2 separate regions of the Homo sapiens genome follow, and region 1 is linked to region 2. The links are chromatin contacts, found by Hi-C in ENCODE. All regions are on one chromosome and are shown on one strand. Each heading gives the region's core, a stretch centred on a gene start or an enhancer-like site at or near the end of the contact. The rest is flanking DNA. Distances are from core to core; before and after follow the strand shown. Region 1 has its middle 82 kb from the start of APOB. Region 2 holds the start of LINC02850 (long intergenic non-protein coding RNA 2850).

Evidence for each region. A loop is a pair of places that touch in the nucleus more often than their neighbours do. Pooled maps may share reads with other maps.
Region 1: a loop to region 2 is called in a map of mammary epithelial cell, with 2.5 times the contacts of the local background. The contact joins the enhancer-like site here to the promoter of LINC02850 in region 2. A Hi-C loop is called at or near these places in 2 of 168 maps with a recorded cell type or tissue (OCI-LY7 and mammary epithelial cell), 1 of 37 single-sample maps with no recorded cell type and 4 of 50 pooled maps.

What each region holds. Positions count from the first base shown.
Region 1 is chr2:20,960,621-20,963,717 of GRCh38, forward strand. No RefSeq gene overlaps it. Among named protein-coding and RNA genes, the nearest start is that of APOB, 82 kb to the right of the region's middle. RefSeq lists an enhancer at 2,434-2,483. Within about 2 kb of position 1,456, at least 2 of the 41 ENCODE cell types and tissues checked have a DNase peak (open chromatin) inside an H3K27ac peak, as active enhancers do.
Region 2 is chr2:20,858,007-20,861,212 of GRCh38, forward strand. LINC02850 (long intergenic non-protein coding RNA 2850) reads left to right here and starts at 1,777. Exons shown (of 2, transcript NR_187137.1): 1 at 1,777-1,951; 2 at 2,345-3,206.

The DNA.
Region 1 (3,097 bases), core at 206-2,705, 100 kb after region 2:
TCCCATCGCTGCTATAACAAGTCACCACAATTTGCTGGCTTCAAAAAACACACATGGATCTTACAGTTCTGTAGAAGTTTGACATGGGCTTCACTGGGCTAAAAGTAAGGTGTTGGCAAGGCTGTATTCCTTTCTAGGACTGATGTAATTCAACTCTGTGTCCCCACCCAAATCTCACATTGAACTGTCTGTGTCACCACCCAAATCTCACATTGAACTGTCTGTGTCACCACCCAAATCTCACATTGAACTGTAATTCTCAATGTTGCAGAAGGGGCCTGGTGCGAGGTGATTGGGCCATGGGGGCAGACTTCCCCCTTGCTGTTCTTGTGATAGTGAGTGAGTTCTTACAAGATCTGGTTGTTTAAAAGTGTGTAGCCACCTTGCACCTCGATCTCTCTTGCTTCTTCTCTGGCTGTGTAAGATGTGCCTGTTTCCCCTTCACTTTACGCCATGATTGTAAGTTTCCTGAGGCCTCCCCAGCCATGCTTCCTGTGCAGCCTGAGGAACTGTGAATCAATTGAAGCTCTTTTCTTTATAAATCACCCAGTCTCAGGTAGTTCTTTACAGCAATGCGAGAACAAGCTAATACAGGGATGAATTCATTCCCTTCCCTTTTTCACCTTCAAGTGCCTGTATTCCTGGGGCCCCGGCCCCTTCCTTCTTTTTTGAAGCCAGTAGCTGAGCATCACTCCAAACCGCTCATAAGGAAATGGCATTCTACTTGAGTAGCAGACAGGTGAGCCAACAAATACAATCTCATGTGGTAAGCGAAGAACAGGTTCAGGGAAGAAGCATGGTCAAAAAAGGGCCCAGTACCCTGGGTGAGAGAGGGATGGGTTCTCAGAGGGCTGCTACTCAAGCCAAGGCTTATCTTACCTCCTCTACCCAACTGTGGAAAAACTTGAAGAAGTAATTGGGTATAACTCATCTTCTTATTTTCCTTGATGCTAAATTCACTGCTTTGCAACCTGTAGACACCCAATAAATATCACTTGCAATGAACCAGTTCTCTTCTGAGTCATTTTTGTCTTCTGGGCTACAGTTGCAGATGGGAGATGAGAGAACAGTGCCAAGCTAGAGGGCTGAGCTAGCATCCTCAGGACAGAGCCCTAGCTTTAGGGCTTGGCAGATTTTTATTGTCATGCATTTTCTTCCCTTAGCAGAGATGAATTCCAGAATTGAGGCAGGAAGCTCTCTGTTTAGTTGTGGGACCTCACCAGGAATTCACCCCAGACATCAGGGAATTAGATTTAAAATCTCGCCCTTGCATTTAAGCAGGGCTTTAGGATCACTTGGGGGTTGATAATTGATAGATGTCTCCTCGTTTGAGTTTCTTCATAAAATAACATGCAGGGAGCAAGGGAATGAAATTGAGCAAGTGAAATACTTGGCAGAGTCTCAGGAAAGACGTTAAGAATAGATCTATGAGCTGTGCCCCATGGCGGGGGGGTTGCTTCTGAGTCGGGAGGTGCATGGGTTGGCGGCAGGAGGAAGCGTCATGGAGCCTCTGTTTCTGAGCCCATGTGTTGAGATTCCAGCCTCTAGTCAGAAAATTCCCCTTGCAGCTTCTGCCTGGTCCAGCCCCTGAGCCATGAGCATCTTCTGGTCCTCTTGCCTCAGATTGTTCCCCATTCACTCTTCCCATCTTCTCCTTCACACAAACTTCAGGATCAGGACCCACAGAGGTCTTGGGACCTGTAGGCTGCGGGAGAAGGCTGTGGATGTTTAAAACCACATGTCACCACCTCCTGGCAGGGGCTGGCTAAGGACAGGACTAAACTCTCAGTGGTGAGTTAATGTTTGCTGAGGGAATGAATGAAGGAATGACATAGGCAAAATGAAGCTAAATTATCCGTTAAGGTTATCTATGGTACTTTCCCTGGGCCATGATTCTCCCTCTTAGATGGGAGGAGCTCAGCTCCCTAGACCCCTCCTAAGCTCTTGCAGGGCCTGTAGCATCCAGGGATAACAGAGCAGAGGACTGGGGCAGCCTACTTTCTTTGAAGGGCCACTCTCCATGCCACCCTTTGAATCAGCACTGGTGACCAATTAGTAGAGTGTGATATGAGTAGTGGATGAAGACCTGTCTAGCATTAAAAAAAAGAGACAGAATTGAGAAATAAGGGTATTGCTTTGTAAAAATGTGCTGCTGTTTTGCACATGATAGACAGTATACTAAAAGTGGCTTGCAACGTTAAATGTATTTCTTACCATGGGTCAAGGTCAAAAAAGTTAGAGCATCCAGCATCTCAGAATTGCTGAGGGCTCTCATGCTCCCTGGGAGGAGATGCTAAGGTCTGACCAGGCAACTTCAATTGTAAAATAAAGATGCCTAACCATCCACAATGACCTCTTCCTGAGACCTTGGGGGCAAGTGGAGGAGGACTGGCTGGGAGTAAGAGGCCAGGGCTCTGAGCCTCCATCTGTGTGTACTTACTGTGAGCCTTGGGCACATTGCTAATTCCTCTTCCACCTGTTTTCTCCTCCAATGTGGAGGTTACATTGTGTCTGTGTGCACTGCTGCCCTCTGGTGGTGAGCTCTATACTTCACTGCAGCCACGGCATCCAATTTGGGTTTGTTGACTGGCTTGTGGCTGTCCAGATTTTCCCCTCTTCTTGTTCTCAAAAGGTGAGCCTTACCCCCAGGTGGAGTAGCATCCCACATGTTAAAAAAAAACTCACATGTGTTGTGAGTTTTCTGCAAAGGCCTCTGCTGTTCAAATGCGTTGCCTGGAGATACTCTCATGCGAGAATGTAAATCAAAGGGCAAGCTAATAGGGAACTACTTTGTAGCCAAAGTTTGATGAGGTCCACCTGCTTCAGGGTACGTAGCTGTATGCCAGGTACTCTTGATGCATCTGCCGGCTCTGAACAGTGTTTTATGAAGCTGTTGAGAGAGTGGGACCAGATGTTTAGAAAGAAGAGCTTGTCTTGTCACTTCCCTCAGCTTCTTCCTTTTTTGATGGTATCAGCAACTCTTTGCATTTCCAATTAAGACTCTAGTTAAATTCCCTTCAGCATTTGACTCAACCTCTTGCAAGAGGCAAGATAAGTGATTTAAAAAAAAAAAAAAAACTCTTACTTAAAGAGCATG
Region 2 (3,206 bases), core at 527-3,026:
CAGACGGATGAACTGTAGATAGAGCCTGTCTTCTCTAGCACTTACACTGAGCTCTCCTGGGTGGCTTGACTACCATGATACAAAGAAAGCCCTCTGGAAGTATAAGGGAAGGAAACATTACTATAGTCTAAGGAGATATTGAAAAACAGGAAAGATAGGAGATGAAGCTGGACCTTTCAGGCTACGTAAGATTTCAAAGGGAGAAAGGCCCTCCAAGGAGATCAACACCTCAAGCAAGATGCTATAGTCAAAAATATTGGGGCCTATTTTTTAAAAAGAAATAAGTTAATCAGTGTTGCTGGAGATCAAGGTTCTGGAGTGAGGAAAGGCACAGAAGGATAAGGCTAGGTAAGTGGGCCATCACCAGATCATTTAAGACTCTGGATGGCAAACTGAGGGTAGACTTCATTCTGCAAGAAAGAGGAGCCAACAGAGACTTCACAAAATTCTCTAGAAGCATTGAGGAGAGGAAGATATTCCAATGGTAAAAGTGAGAGGTTTTGAAAACTTTAATCAGGACACTGGCTATGGAGAAGAAGAGGAGGAGGGAAAGAAACTTTGTAGGAATCAAACAAATCAAATTTAAGTAGGCTGGATATGGGGAAGTGGGAGTGAAGGACTGGTATAAAGAAGAAGAAAAAACAAAGATCAGACAATGTTTATCAAAATATTCTCCTAGTGCAAGGTCCAAGGGAGACACTCAACAAATATTCTTTGAAGTTGGTGATTCCAGGGTTTGGAGTATAAGTGACTGGTGATGATATTTCCTGGAATAAGGGAAAAATATCAGGCATTGAGAGGAAGACAACAGGGTCAGCCATGGGCATGTTGCATTTGTGGGTAGAGATGGCTAATTGGCATTGGATATACAAATCAGGTGAGAGATCTGGGAGAGAGATAAAATGGTCAGTGTTTAACATATAGATGAAACCCCCACAATAAATGAGCTCTTCCAAGAAGAATGTATAGAAGACAACAGAGGCTGGACAGCAAACATCTCCCAAGGATTTACTCTTGTCTTTGTTCTCTTCCATACATTCTTCTTGGAAAAGCACAGGCCTGGCAGAGAGCAGATACTCAGTAAACATTTGTTGAGTAATGGAATGAATAAGTTTAAGGAGAATGTAGATTGCATTTCATCAGACAAGTACACAGAGATGGGACCTTACTTTTGTTGAGCATCAGTTATCTGCCAGGTACTCACTTTACTTGTGGTTTCTCCTTTAAGAGAATGAAATAATATCACTCAAAGCTTTACAAAGCTTTAAAGTCCAGGTTTATAGTGACCTCAGCTTTTGCAATGTCTGCAACTCTCATGCCTTCCCTTGGACTCTTCCCTACCCTCAACATTTTTGTATTTAATCTCCACATAAGAAGTCAGAGCAAAATGAAACTCCTTTGAACTTGGGACACTCTTCACATTCTCTTCTGTAAAGAGAAATCCCAGATGACCAGAAACCTTGTGGTTCTTCTGGGACTGTTGCATTTGTTTCTTGAGTTTACTAATTCATCACTTTCTAAGAGCTGGCACTGTGCAACATGTGGAAAGAAGACAAGGCTCAGCCAGCGAGAAGCTCAAAATACAGTTCAAATGTGTATGTGCACACATTTTGGGAACCCAAAATCAACTGATAGAAAACTAAGGTTTCCTTGGATAGAGCCTGCAGAAAATCTCTGCACTTATGTATAGACCTGCATCACAATTGCAATGGAATCTGTAAGTAAGCACTGTGGTCTGTGGGCACACTCAGAAGAGTAGGCCTAATTCTGTCTTAGAAGCACAGGTAACGGTGGAAGATCATGGAAGTCTTCACAGAAGACAAGATATCAAAACAGAGCCTTGAAGGCTAAGTAGGTTTGTTTATTTGCTTCTTTGTTTTTCCAGATAGAAGGGGCCACATAAGCAAAGATGAAGAAACATAAAAGAGCCTCAGTGTGGATTTTTTGAAAGGTGGGACATGAAGCTGGGGCAGAATACCAGAAGGGTTTTAAATGAGTGTGGCATGATTGGATTTGTGTTTTGGGAAGACTGTTCTGGCAGCTAGTGCAGACATTGGAATCGAAAATGGAAATATGCCTGAACAGGGAGCTTGAGGCCCAGGTGCCTTCTTTTTATTCTCTTCTGCCTCCAAAGACCTGAGAAGGGCTGGATTTGAAGACTGACATGTGTAAATGCATTGAACCATTAGAAACTTTTCCCAGGAAATCTATTACGAAGTTCACCATATTTATTACATTTTAAAATACTTTTTAATATAAGCCTATCATTTGTAACAACCTATGAAATTAAACTTTTTTCTTTTTCTTTCTTCTTATGCTTTGTTTTCTTTTCTCCTGATGTTAGAATGAGAAAGAGCACTTGATGAAGAGTCTAGAAGTCTGTGTTTCAGTCCAAAACCTGCCAATAATGCTGGAAAACCTTAGAAGGTCAACAAACCCTCCTGAGGTTAAAATTCTTCACCCCTCAAAAAGACAGGGACTTTCTGAGCCTCCTGCCCCATAAGATTGTCGTCAGTTTCAGACAAGAACCAAGTTGGTAAATGCAGTTTAAAACCTACCATGAGCCAGAGCAAAGGAAGGAAGTTTCCAATTTTCTATAGATATTTCACATCAGACATCATGCAGTTTCAGTATACTTAGTTTCCTTTGATATTATCCATAGCCTTGGCCCTCAAATATTTCACATTCTTAGATTAATTTAATAATAGCCTGGTGTTGCTGCTTATGTATCCTACCATATCCACAGCCAACTATGAAGACAATAACTTTCTCACCTGAGAACTAAAGACTTACCTGGCTATAGCTCCATATTATAATCTACTTAAATTATAAATTATATGGTATCAGACCATCATCTGAACCATTTTAGATCTAAGAGATTTGCCATGTCCTCATATACTGTCTATTATAATCTGATTCTTCTTTCAGTCCACAAATATTTATTAAGCAAACACTCTGCAAAGTTCCAGCAACAGAGACACTTGGAAGTAGCTAGAAACTAGGAAATTAAGAAAGAATACACTTTATACAATGTGAATTCTAGGAGGATTTTGTGGGAAAAAAAATTTTAAGGGAAGATATGTTTTCAGAGTTTTACACTTAATTATTAAAAATTACAATGATTTTCAAAATGTATCTTTGACAGTGGAGATTATGTTTTGTCTGGTAATCGATCAGCTTTTTCTTTTAACCAACAGTTCATCTAA